2 separate regions of the Homo sapiens genome follow, and region 2 is linked to region 1. A link is a contact called in ENCODE Hi-C or POLR2A ChIA-PET data. All regions are on one chromosome and are shown on one strand. The core of a region is the stretch at or near the end of the contact, and the rest is flanking DNA. Distances in the headings are between cores, read along the strand shown. Region 1 overlaps IFT122 (intraflagellar transport 122). Region 2 holds the start of H1-8 (H1.8 linker histone).

Evidence for each region. A loop is a pair of places that touch in the nucleus more often than their neighbours do. ChIA-PET counts read pairs that join two places held with the same protein, here RNA polymerase II (POLR2A). Pooled maps may share reads with other maps.
Region 2: a map of endothelial cell of hepatic sinusoid shows a loop between it and region 1 (4-fold over the local background). The contact joins the promoter of H1-8 here to the enhancer-like site in region 1. A Hi-C loop is called at or near these places in 26 of 168 maps with a recorded cell type or tissue (Caco-2, HepG2, Panc1 and 11 more), 2 of 37 single-sample maps with no recorded cell type and 11 of 50 pooled maps. POLR2A ChIA-PET finds 5 or more read pairs at or near these places in 5 of 52 experiments (GM12878, HepG2, activated CD4-positive, alpha-beta T cell and 2 more).

What each region holds. Positions count from the first base shown.
Region 1 is chr3:129,486,604-129,492,686 of GRCh38, forward strand. It overlaps IFT122 (intraflagellar transport 122), which reads left to right. Exons shown (of 30, transcript NM_052989.3): 16 at 1,654-1,794; 17 at 5,538-5,591. Among named protein-coding and RNA genes, the nearest start is that of RHO, 39 kb to the right of the region's middle. RefSeq lists silencers at 3,075-3,283, 3,690-3,759 and an enhancer at 3,683-3,977. Within about 2 kb of position 3,793, at least 16 of the 41 ENCODE cell types and tissues checked have a DNase peak (open chromatin) inside an H3K27ac peak, as active enhancers do; they include heart right ventricle, left ventricle myocardium inferior and tibial artery, where a contact is called at or near this core.
Region 2 is chr3:129,540,282-129,546,193 of GRCh38, forward strand. It overlaps H1-8 (H1.8 linker histone), which reads left to right and starts at 2,894. Exons shown (of 5, transcript NM_153833.3): 1 at 2,894-3,025. The coding sequence starts at 2,938. RefSeq lists an enhancer at 2,433-2,934.

The DNA.
Region 1 (6,083 bases), core at 2,543-5,042:
AGGAAGAGTGGAGCAGGGAAGCTTTTCAAACAAAGGGAAAGGTGGGGGTAGGAACAAGACTGGAGAGCCTGGGAGATGGTGAGGAGCTGGTGCTGAGAAAATACAGTGAAGGTAATGATCATGCCTGCATTTTGCCCAGTGCTTCATTATTTTTGGAGCACATCTCTCCTTTGCCCATGGTAGCCTGAGCTGGGCAGGACATCTAAACAGAAGTTAATGGATTTACCCAAAAAGTCACCAGCCTAGGATGTGGCTGAGCCTGGCCTGGGTTCTAGGTCACCTGCTCCGTAGCCTATGCCTGCTGCCCCGCTAAAGGGAGCATTTAATGTGCCAATGAGGAGAGATGGCATGGTGGAAAAGATAAGCACTTGGAAGCAGCCATGTTTTGCTCTGAGAGTAGACAGACTCAAAATAAAAAAAATTCCTTCAATTCTAAAGCTAAAAAATGGGACTGGAAATTTCAAAGACAGACAAAAGCCCCAAATGGAGAAAACAATACTTCAAGCTCCACATTTGGGAACCATTAGCACAGAGGTCCTGGCTGATTTCTCTTCCCTGCCCAGGAAGCCAGGAGAGATGCAGGCCACTGAAGCACACTGGCTGGCCTAAAACAAGGGCAAGGCCTTTCCTTGTTAAAGATGTCATGGCCCAACTCAAGACTCATTCTCAGGCCTGCACGCACATATGCACATATACACGCGTGCATACATGTGGCAGGAAGGGGCACAGAACCTGGAGTCCAGTCACCTCTGGCTATTGCCAGCTATTTGCTGGGACAGGTCATTTGTCCTCTCTGAGTCTCGGTCTCCTGGGCTGTAGCCAGGGAGAAATAATACCTACTGCACAGGACTGTGGGGACAGCCAAAAGCCTTTTATAAACCTAAGAAAGAGAAGTCGTTAGGAACTATTCATGGGCACTCACAGCAAGGCAACCCCATCTTGTAGGAGGGCATCTGTCCCCAGGGCAGGGATCAGGAGAGCTGTTTCCAGAGGCTTCCAGGGTAACTTGGAGCAAATCACTTACCTTTCTTGGACTCAGTCCCTGGAAGAAGAGGCCATTCCAGACCGCTTCCTCCCACGAACTCATTCATTGTGTCAGCAAACGTAGACTGGGGTTCTGCTGAGGGAGGCCGATACAACCCACCACTGCCCACGGCTGTGCACGGCTTTGCTGTGGGAACAGGCCTGTAACTGCGGCACAACCTGCGATCTGGACAAAGGGCAGAGGAAGCTGAGACTCTTTCCCCTGGGGTGGGGGCTTGAGGGGCTTGGGAGGACTCTGCAGAAGAGGTGACATTTCAACAGGGCCTTGAAAGCCAAATAGGTATTTTCCAGAGGCAGAGTGGGGAGGGGCAAAGGCATTCCAGGTGAGGGTGACATCCTATGGCGAGGCAGGCCTGTAGGTGGGAAGGAGGGGAGGATGGGCAGAGAGTTTGTGCTGTGGAGCACAGTAGCCCAGTCATGAGAGAGGTGCAGGATGGAGCACACAGGGTGGGCTGGGCAGGCTGGGCAGGGTGCTGATTGGCGGCTGCAGGGCTGCTCCCCAGGCATGGGTAATCATCCCACGCATCTGGAGGCAGGCTCTGTATGCATCTGGTTCTTTCCATGGCTCTGAAAACAGTCTTCTTTTTTTCCCTTGATGAAATCCTGCAGTCCGCTCCCATGTACCAGTACCTGGATAGGAAACTGTTCAAGGAAGCCTACCAGATTGCTTGCTTGGGTGTCACAGACACTGATTGGCGTGAACTGGCCATGGAAGCGCTAGAAGGTTTAGATTTTGAAACAGCAAAGAAGGTAAGCATCTAGCCAGCAGGAGCTGGAGTTTGGTCCTTGTGGGGTCCCTTAAGAAGGCAGATGGGGACCCAGGTGGCACGGAGAGGCCATAGACTGCAGCAGTCTCTGGAGTTAGGCTGACCTGGGCTTGTATCTTAGCCACTTCCTCACTGTGGGCCTGGGTAGGTGACACCCTTTCTAAGATTGCTTCTCTATAGACGTAGGATGATGACAGGCCCCATCCTCACAAAGCTGTGAGGATCAAATGGGAGGATGCCTGTAAAGCCTGACCCAGGAGCAGCATGTCAGATTCTGGCTGTCACTCTTATTAGCTGTTCTCTGTGGGAAGCACCTGACTAGTAGCCTGGCACATCACAGGCACTCCGTAAATGGCGGCTTTTATTATCGGTGTAGTCACTGGCCATGATGCTGCACACAATGCTGCTTTTCTTAGCATCTGCCAACTAAGGTGGGAGAGATGGTCAAGGTCTCTGATTCTGACAGCAATGTGGGCACTTCCCACGTACCTTCATGGCGGGATTCATGGACTTGATTCGTTGTGTCCTTTCCTGGCCTAGTCTATGAAAGCTAGAGAGATGGCTGAAAACATCTGACCCCTCTCTGCACATAAGGAAAAGCCCAGGTATGTTCCTGAGCTGTGTTTCCATCTAGAACCTCAGATGGAGGAAGGAATGGCTTCCAACCTCCACTCCCCTACCCCTTCCCTCTTTATCTCCCCACAGTCAATTAATGAGCTGCTCATTTTGTCCATATTCCCGGGCTGACATTGAAGGAGTGGCAAAGAGGGACGTGATGCCCGCCTTGGGTTAGATCAAGACTTGTAGGCATGAAGAGAGGAGACTGGACCAGACCAGGACTAAGAAGCCTGGCTGAGAACGAGCTGTGTCACATAAGGGGCTCTGGGACCTCAGGCCAGCCACTTTCCTTGGAGCCCCAGTCCTCCCAGTTCTGAAATGGGGGTGGTGAGAATGCCCGCTGCAGTCATGAGGCTTAACTGAGATGTTGTAAAGGGGAATTTAAATCAGGGATGGTTGTGCAGATGCTAGCCATTACTAAACAAGGGAAGTGATCGTTGTGTAACAATGATCTAGATTATATTTTTAGATGTCCTCAGTGTAGGAAAGTGGAGATGGAGGAGGCTGTAAGAATTCAGAGGAGGGGCCAGGCGCGGTGGCTCACGCCTGTAAATCCTAGCACTTTGGGAGGCCGAGGTGTGCGGATCACAAGGTCAGGAGATCGAGACCATCCTGGCTAACACGGTGAAACCCCGTCTCTACTAAAAATACAAAAAATTAGCCGGGCATGGTGGCAGGCGCCTGTAGTCCCAGCTACTCCGGAGGCTGAGGCAGGAGAATGGCGTGAACCTGGGAGGCGGAGCGTGCAGTGAGCCGAGATGGTGCCACTGCACTCCAGCCTGGGCCATAGAGCAAGACTCTGACTTAAAAAAAAAAAAAAAAAAGAATTCAGAGGAGGGAGGAGGCATCTCTATGGAGGGAGCTTCCCTCTCCTGCCCCACCCAGAAATGCCAGCAGGGAGGGAGACGACAAATCCCTAGAATAGAAAGGATTGTAAAAAGCCACAAGGTTTAATATGAGTGTTTACTGATATTTTTATAAATATATATATTTTTATATATTTGTTTAAATATTGAGACGGGGACTCACTGTGTTGCCCAGGCAGGTCTTGAACTCCTGGGCTCAAGCAGTCTTCTTGCCTCAGCCTCCCAAAGTGCTGGGATTACAGGTATAAACCACCACACCCAGCCAGATTTACTATAGTTGAAAAGTAAGTGTATGTGGTATATATCTATTGTGTACAACATGCTGTTTTGAAAAAGCCACATGATATTGAAGATAGGCTGGATGTTACTATTTCATCTAAATCCCGAGTACCCCACCTCTTTACTCTGTGCCAGGCACTCAGGCTCACCAGCTTGGATATAGTGGTTCCTAGAGATGGACAGCCATCCCCACTAGATGGCAGAGAAGAGCTGCTGAGCTCCCGCCAGACCCTGAGCAGAGCTGCAGGTTCCTCCCTATTCCCAGGCTTCCCTCTGCTGAGCTCATTCAGGGGCCTTGTGACTCTGACCAGGCACCCTGACGCTGCAAAATGTGTCAGGTTGAAGGAACTCGGAAACAGATTTATTAATGGGCAAATCCTAGACACTAGCACAGCTGAGCTACAGCTAGAAAGACCCTTGAGAGGGTGTCAGTAGCAGGCCCCTTTCCACAAAGAAGATGGTTGGAGCCCAGAAGCAGAGAAGTAGGCTCAGAGCGAGGACTCAGACCTCGAATGCTCCTTTCCCTCTTGGCCACTGTGCTGGGCTTTGCAGGGTTGCCCTCTCAAGGCGCTTTAAGGAAACCCAGATCTAGAGGGTGATGTGTAAGACCTACAGCTTGGGACACAGGTAGTCTTAGCCCTGTGTTCCTTGGCCCATGTGATGCCCGCATTGCCCTTTTCTACGAATTCCTCTTCACAAACACTTGTTTGCCAGGTTCTGACTCTGATGCCTCCCTTAACGCTGCCTCCCACCCCTGCTCATGCTCAGACCATTCATCCGTGTTCTCCAGGCATGTGGTTCGTAGTTGGAGAGCTCTTAGCTCTGGGAGGTGTCATGATCTGTTTAATTGACCAGCTTTCCCTGTTAGAATGTGGACCTCTGAATTGTGGAGGGGGACAGGGGCCGAGACATGTTTCTCCCTGGGTCCTCAGTCTCTTGACAGGAAGCCTGGTCCTGTGGGATGAAAAGATAAAGTTGCATTGTGGTCACCTGCAAGGCAGGCCGGGGACTTGCTCATCTCCCGAGGTCTTTTCAGGAGGGAGGATGCCATGCTGCTGAGCAGAGGCTGCAAGTGGTCAGGATTGCTCTGCGTGTTCAGTTCAAAGGGCTCTGGAGCTGCTGCCTCCTCTAGGCACAGGTCAGCCCATTTTGAATGGGGCAATAAATGGTGACAGCAAAGCCACCTGAAAGCAGCCTGACCTGGTGGCTTGTGCTCCTCCAAACCCTGGGCAGAATCTGAAAGCAGCAAAACTAGCTTAGCTAACACCAGTCTGCTTGTTCCTCAGAAACTTCTAGAGGTCCATGAGTTAAAGTCTCTGGCTTTACTGTGAGTTCAAGGCAAGGGCTGCAATTTTAGGGTTTACATAAAGAGTTTGCCTTCCACAGACTTGGTGGGATTCATTCCCTACCCCTCCACCTTCTTCCAGAATCTGTCTTTATACCCTCTCAGCTTTCCCCTCCTCTGCTCCCTCTGTGGTACCAGGGGCTCTGGGTCCCCTGTGTCTGTGGCACCACTGGGTAGGCATAGCTGTCCCCTGCATTCTACCCATGTTGCCAAGATGTATAGGCAGTCTCTCATCAGTCCATGCATCTCATCCTCTCCTGCTGTGATGCTGCGTGACCCCCCAGAGGGTCAGACCGGCTTGTTCTTCTTTGGGTCTAGAGTCTCCCAAGGAGGCACCGCCACAGACTGTGGCATCACGGTTTTGTTTTACCTGATCTCAAAATGACTGATGCAACTGGGATGTCTTTGCTGTTCTTTACATGGTCCAATCCCATGGATAAAGCCATGCCTCGCTGGGTGGTATAACCTCCTGCACGCACGATGATTAATCTGTGCTTGCTCCCTTCCTCTCCTCTGTGGCTCACTGTCTAGATAGAGCTTGACTTCCCACCCCTAGCCAATCACCCACTTTTGAAGCCAAGAAGACAGCTTATTTTATTCTTTATTTCTTCGCCACAGGCCTTCATCAGAGTACAAGACCTCCGATATTTAGAGCTCATCAGCAGCATTGAGGTAAAAGATGAAGCATTTTTCCTTCTCAAGAAGGCATACTTGGGGTTCCTGTTTTAGGGGCAGCCCTTCTAACAGGCAAGAGCCTTGAGGACATGGGAACAGAGCTCACTGGCGTCTGGGCATCTGGGCCACAGCCTTGCTCCGGGGGCAGAGTGGCCACACTGGGGGAGACAACAGCAGGTAGTGTGAGCTGTTGTGTGATAGCTGGGTGAGGCACATGGGTTCCGGATCTCTCCAGGGTTGGGTTTCTAGTCTGTGAAAAGGGATTGGACCTACCTCACAGGCTGCTGTGAGGATTCAGTAGGTTCTCAGGAACTGGTTTGCATCCTCCTGGTGGCGGATAGCTGGTCACCATCCTCTCAGACTCCAGTAATCTGATAGTGTTGGAGGAGTTTCCCAAATGCACATGAGCTGAGCTCCATTCCCCAGAAATGGACCTGGGGAGCAAGGCCCACAGTCTGAACTGAGCGCCCCAGAGTTCTGGAGCAACCC
Region 2 (5,912 bases), core at 1,644-4,143, 53 kb after region 1:
CAGACTTAAGAAATGTGGGAGGGGCCAGGTGCAGTGGCTCATGCCTGTAATCCCTACACTTTGGGAGGCCAGGTGGGAGGTCACTTGAGGCCAGGAGTTCAAGACCAGCCTGGGCAACATGGCAAGACTCCATTTCTAATATATATACATACATATATATACACATATATATATGTATGTGTGTGTGTATATATATATATATATATATATATATATATATATATATATATATATATATATATTTTTTTTTTAATTAGCCAGGCATAGTGGCATGTGCCTGAGTCCTAGCCACTTGGAAGACTGAAGTAGGAGATCACTTGAGCCCAGAAGGTCGAGGCTGCAGTGAGCTATGATTGCACCACTGCACTCCAGCCTGGGCGACAGAGTGGAACCCTGTCTCAAAAAACAAACAAACAAACAAGAAATGTGAGAGGGGTTGCAAAGTTACATTGCAAATGGGCAGGAGTGAAAAATTGGGGGCAGTTCTGCATCAATTCAACACACACAGAGGAGACAAAAGGGGCCCGATATCAGCACATGGCCCATTCCAGGAGCCGCAGTGTGGGTGAATTGTGGGATTCAAGCGGGGAGGAGGCTCCTTAAGTCAGACTGAAGAGCATGAACTTTCACCCACGGGCAGTGGGGAGCCATGCAGGATGCTAAGCGGGGGAGTGAAATCTGACTTCACTTTAGAACACTTTGATGACCACAGCCTCCCCGAGTCCAGATCTCTGGTGATGGAGAGCCCTCTGGGAAAATTCCACAATAAAGAGACTACCTAGAGAAGAATGTATGCTGTTTAAAACCCATCCCTTCCTCAGAGGTAACCACTTCTACTATTACCTTGGTATGAATCCATTCAGAACTTTTTTCTACTGCTTGTGACTGGTAAGATAAAAAAACAAAAAAATTTTTTAAAAATTAAAAAGAACTATTGTGCCTTCACACACACACACACACACACACACACACACGCAAGTTTTGTCTTCTCAGTAGTTGGGGTGTACTCTCCGATACATTCTGGTTCACTCCTTTTCACTACTGCATACTACTCCACTGTGCGAATAGGCCACAGTTTACTTGTTCACTCTCCACCTGATGGGCATTTATGTTGTTTTGAATTTCTGCTAAGATTGAAATAAACATCTTTGCACGTAAGTGTATATGTTTGTCTCAGATCTACGCCTAGAGTGGAATAGGTGGGTTGTGGAGTGAGTCCCTCCTTAGTTGTATGAAACATCGCTGAATTGCTTTCTAAGGCGGCTACCAGCTCACTCCCCACCCCCCAGCAGCTATACTTTCCTTGAATCCTAGTCACTCACTATTGATAGACACTTACATCTTTGTCATTTTGCTGAGTGTGAAATACAGCCTCATTCTTGTTTGTTTTCTTTTCTTTCCCTCCCCCTTTTTTTTGGGGGGGGCAGGGTCTTACTCTGTAGCCCAGGCTGGAGTGCAGGGGTGTGATCACAGCTCCCTGCAGCCTTGACCTCCCAGGCTCAAGCAATCCTCCTGCCTCGGCCTCCCAGGTAGCTGGGACTACAGGTGCACACCACCATGCCCAGCTAATTTTTGTATTTTTTGGTAGAGACAGGATTTCACTTTTTTGCCTAGGCTGGTCTTGAACTCCTGGGCTCAAGCGATCCTCCTGCCTCAGCCTCCCGAAGTTCTGGGATTACAGGTATGAGCCACCATGCCTGGCCTCTCATCCTTGTTTTAATCCATCTTGTCATTTTATATTATATTATATTATTTTATTTTATTTTTATTTACTTATTTTTGAGACACAGTTTCGCTCTTGTTGCCCAGGCTGGAGTGCAATGGCTCGATCCTGGTTCACTGCAGTCTCCAGCTCCCAGGTTCAAGTGATTCTCCTGCCTCAGCCTCCCAAGTAGCTGGGACTACAGGTGCACACCACCACGCCCAGCTAATTTTGTATTTTTAGTAGAGATGAAGTTTTACCATGTTGGCCAGGCTGGTCTCAAACTCCTGACCTCAGGTGATCCGCCCACCTCAGCCTCCCAAAGTGCTAGGATTACAGGCCTGAGCCACCGCACCAGCCCACCTTGTCATTTTAGATGGCTGCAGAATATTCTGCAGAAAGGGTGTGATTTAGCCAGGCCTTGGGTGTTTGCTTGGAAAGTTTTTTTTTTTTGTCTGTCAATTTGATGGGAAAAAGTAGTATTTCACCATTGTTTCAATTTGAATTTTCTCAAATGCCAAGGAAGTTGAGTGTCCATTTTCCTGTTTCTGTTCCTCACCCTTTAGGCTGGTGAATTGCCTGTTTATATTCTTTGTCCATTGTCCCAGTGGATGTTGTCCTTATCTATGAAGACTTTTGTGAAGCATCCTCCGTTATTGATTTATTTCTTTAAAAACAAAACCAAAGGAGGGCATAGGCCCAGAGAGCCTGGCTGGCCTCAGAAGGGGCTACTCTGATTGAGGGGCATGTGCTCTGGGCAAAAGTAGCAGTTGGGCTGCCTCCAACTGCTACTTTTTGAGAAATTGAGGCCAGCAGTGGCGTGGGGCAGCCCATTGCCCACCTGGTAGGATTAGAGGGCCGCCTCAGCGGCCTCCCTGACAACACAGGTGACCCCAATTCCTCATCAGCATCTCCAGCCCCTGGTGGGCAGAGGGCACAGGCGAGATCAAGCATCTCAGCTCCCAACATTGCACCATGGGGACTGAGACCCAGAGAAGTCAAGCGACACCCCCAAGCTTACACAGGAGTGGGTAGTCCAGCTGGGGCTCCCTACAGAAGGCAGGATGCTGTGCCCCATTCCACACCTCCAGCCCCAGTCAGCAGCTTGGAGCACTCCCAGCCCAATCAGGGCTGATTGGAGTGGTGGGGGTGGGCTGCTGGTATATAAGCCTAGTGGGCAGGCCCAGCAGCCTCACACCCGGGTGAGGGGTCTGCTGGCTGCACCTGTCGGTCTCATGGCTCCTGGGAGCGTCACCAGCGACATCTCACCCTCCTCGACTTCCACAGCAGGATCATCCAGGTCTCCTGAATCTGAAAAGCCAGGTGAGCAAGAGGAGGCAGCTCCTCCCTCATCCCTGCGAGCCCACTCCCTGGGTTGCCTTTGATGCTCCACCCCTGCTTCTCGTTCTTTCCCAGCCTGGCCCCAGCACCTACCCAGCACCCACCCAGCACTCACCCAGCACTCACCCAGCACCCACCCAGCACCAAGCTGCTGAGCTCAACTGCCTTTTGGCTGAAGAGCTGATCTACAGGTAGCAAGGCCAGGTAGGGCCTGGGGGCTGGGGCCGGCCTCGCTCAGGGAAGAGCCACAGGGCCTTCCAGCTGGAGCCCGTTTCCTGCTGGGACCGTAGCCCGTAGCCAGGCTGCAGCTGTGGGCAGCTAGTTGGAGGGACTGGGGCAGGAGCATTTTATGCAGGGCTAGGCATTCCGATTTTCAACCAAAAAACACCTCAGGGTTTATCTGGACATGAGGGTGCACCGAGGCAAACCAGGCCCAGTTCACTCCCTCGAGGACCTCCCGGTCTGATGGGGAAGCCTGGCCCATGGCTTGTTGCTGTTTGCTAATGTGATGTGTGCTTCAGTGGCGGTAATCCAGAGCTGGAGGAGCCCAGAGGAGTCCTCTAACCCACTCTGGGAGGTCAGGGAAAGCTTCCTAGAAGAGGTGACCCTGAAGGATGGGTGTGCCTCAGCCGGGGGAAGTGTTCTATTTGCCAAGACACCTAGGGAGATAGGGAGGGGGTCCAGGTGCCGAGAAGTAAAAGGGCAGAGTTAACTGGGAAGTCAGAGGTGTCCAAACCAAGGTGCATTTTGAGCCTTGAAGGATGAGTGAGAGCAGCCTGCATGACCGGGAGGAGAGAGGCAGCCCAGGCAGAGGAAACGGCATGGGCTAAGGCCCAGAGGCCAGCGCACCAGCAGCTTGTCTCGGAAGCTGCATCTTCCTTCTGGGAAGGAGGGAAGTGCTGGGGCAGTGCTAGGGGAGCAGTGGGAGGGCCTCCAAGGCGGTCTTCAGTTAGGTCAACTTTTATCTTGAACAGGGAGCCATGGACGGTTTCAAGCAGGGAGGTGAGGGGTGTGAGATACAGCGAGGAGAATGCATGCGGTGGGGAAGAGGCAGTGGGGAGGAGGCTGGGGCTGGGGAGTTGGAGAGGAGAGGCCAGAATATGGAGAGAAAAGCCTATGGGGAGGCCTCGAGTGGGTGTGGTGAGGAGGAAAGGGCCCAGAATGCCCCCAGTTCTTGCTTGGATGTTGGGTAGGTATGGGCAGTGGGGGCATGGGGCATTCCTGGAAGAGAGAGGAGGGGCAGATTTGGGGGGCTGAGCTCTGTTCTGGACATCCTGGTATACAGCAGGCATGGAATAGCTGCCGAATGAGGGGCTGGGATGAGAGGGAACAGACCTGAGGGAGGACTCCTGGGGGTGGCTCTCTGGGACAGACATGGTCTGGGGGAAGCAGAGGAGGGGTTGGAGCTGCTCGTGAAGTCAGGCCAAGCGAAGACCCTTGGGAAGCCCTGTAGCACTGCAGCTGGGAGGGCTCAGACCTCCTTAGAGGCCCCCGTCCCCACTGTACGGATGGGAAGACTGAGGCCTAGAGGGAAGAATGAAACTCCCGAGAACCCGGGAGTGACCCAGGACTACACCAGCTCAACGCCTTTGGCCCCCAAATGAATATTCCCACACTGGGCTCGTCATGGCCAGGACCCAACAGGGGTCGAAGTGATTAGGTCTCTTTATAATTTTGCTCTAGATCTAGAGTTTCATGGTTTTTTTTTTCTATTGAAAAAAAATTTTAATATAGCCAATTTTTTTTTTTTTTTTGAGACAGGGTCTTGCTTTGTCACCCAGGCTGGAGTGCAGTGGTGTGATCTCAGCTCACTGCAGTCTCCACTTCCCAGGCTCAAGCAATCTTCCCACCTCAGCCTCCCAAGTAGCTAGGCCTATAGGCACACACCACCACACTCTGCTCATTTTTAAAGATTTTCGTAGAGTCGAGGTCTCACGATATTGCCCAGAATTTAAGTCTTTAAATTCTGCAGATTGATCAGAAATCAACATTTCCATTCACCACATTTAAATCCGGTTTCATATTTAAATCCCTTTTATGCATTTCATGGTGACTGACAACTTCTCATGCTTCCCCCACCCTTGATCCCACTTCATTTGCAACTATTTTATAACACCTTATTGAGAAATAATTCCCATACAATACAATTCACCCTTTAAAGTGTACAATGGCTTTTGGTATACTCAGAGTTGTGTATCCATCTCTATAATCAATTTTAGAATATTTTCATCACTTCAAGAAAACCAGTACCCATTAGCAGTCACTCTCCACCCCCACTCCCCAGCCCTGGCAACCACCAATCTGCTTTCTGCATCTATGGACTTCTTATTCTGGACATTTCATATAAATGGAATCAGACAGTATGTGGCTTTTTCTGACTGCCTTTTTTCACTTTGCATGTTTCAGGGCTCCTCCATGTCGTAGCCAGGGCTTCACTCCTTTGTATGGCTGGATAATATTCCACGGGATGGGTAGCGACCACATTTTGTTCATCCATCTGTCAATCATTCATCATGGATGTTTGGGCTGGTTCCATCTTTGGGCCGACATGAATAGTGCTGCTATGAACATTCATGTGTACATTTTTGTGTGGACATGCGTTTTCATTTCCCTCAGGTATATACCGAAGAGTGGAATTTTTTGGTAACTTTTTATTATGAAAACTTTCAGGGCCGAGCATGGTGGCTCATGCTTGTAATCCTAGCACTTTGGGAGACTGAGGTGGGAAGATAGCTTGAACTCAGGAGTTTGAGACTAAACTGAGCAATGTAGTGAGACCTGTGTCAAATAACAATAACAATAATAATAATAATAATAATAATAATAATAATAATGATAATAATACAAACATTAGCCAGGCGTGGTGGTG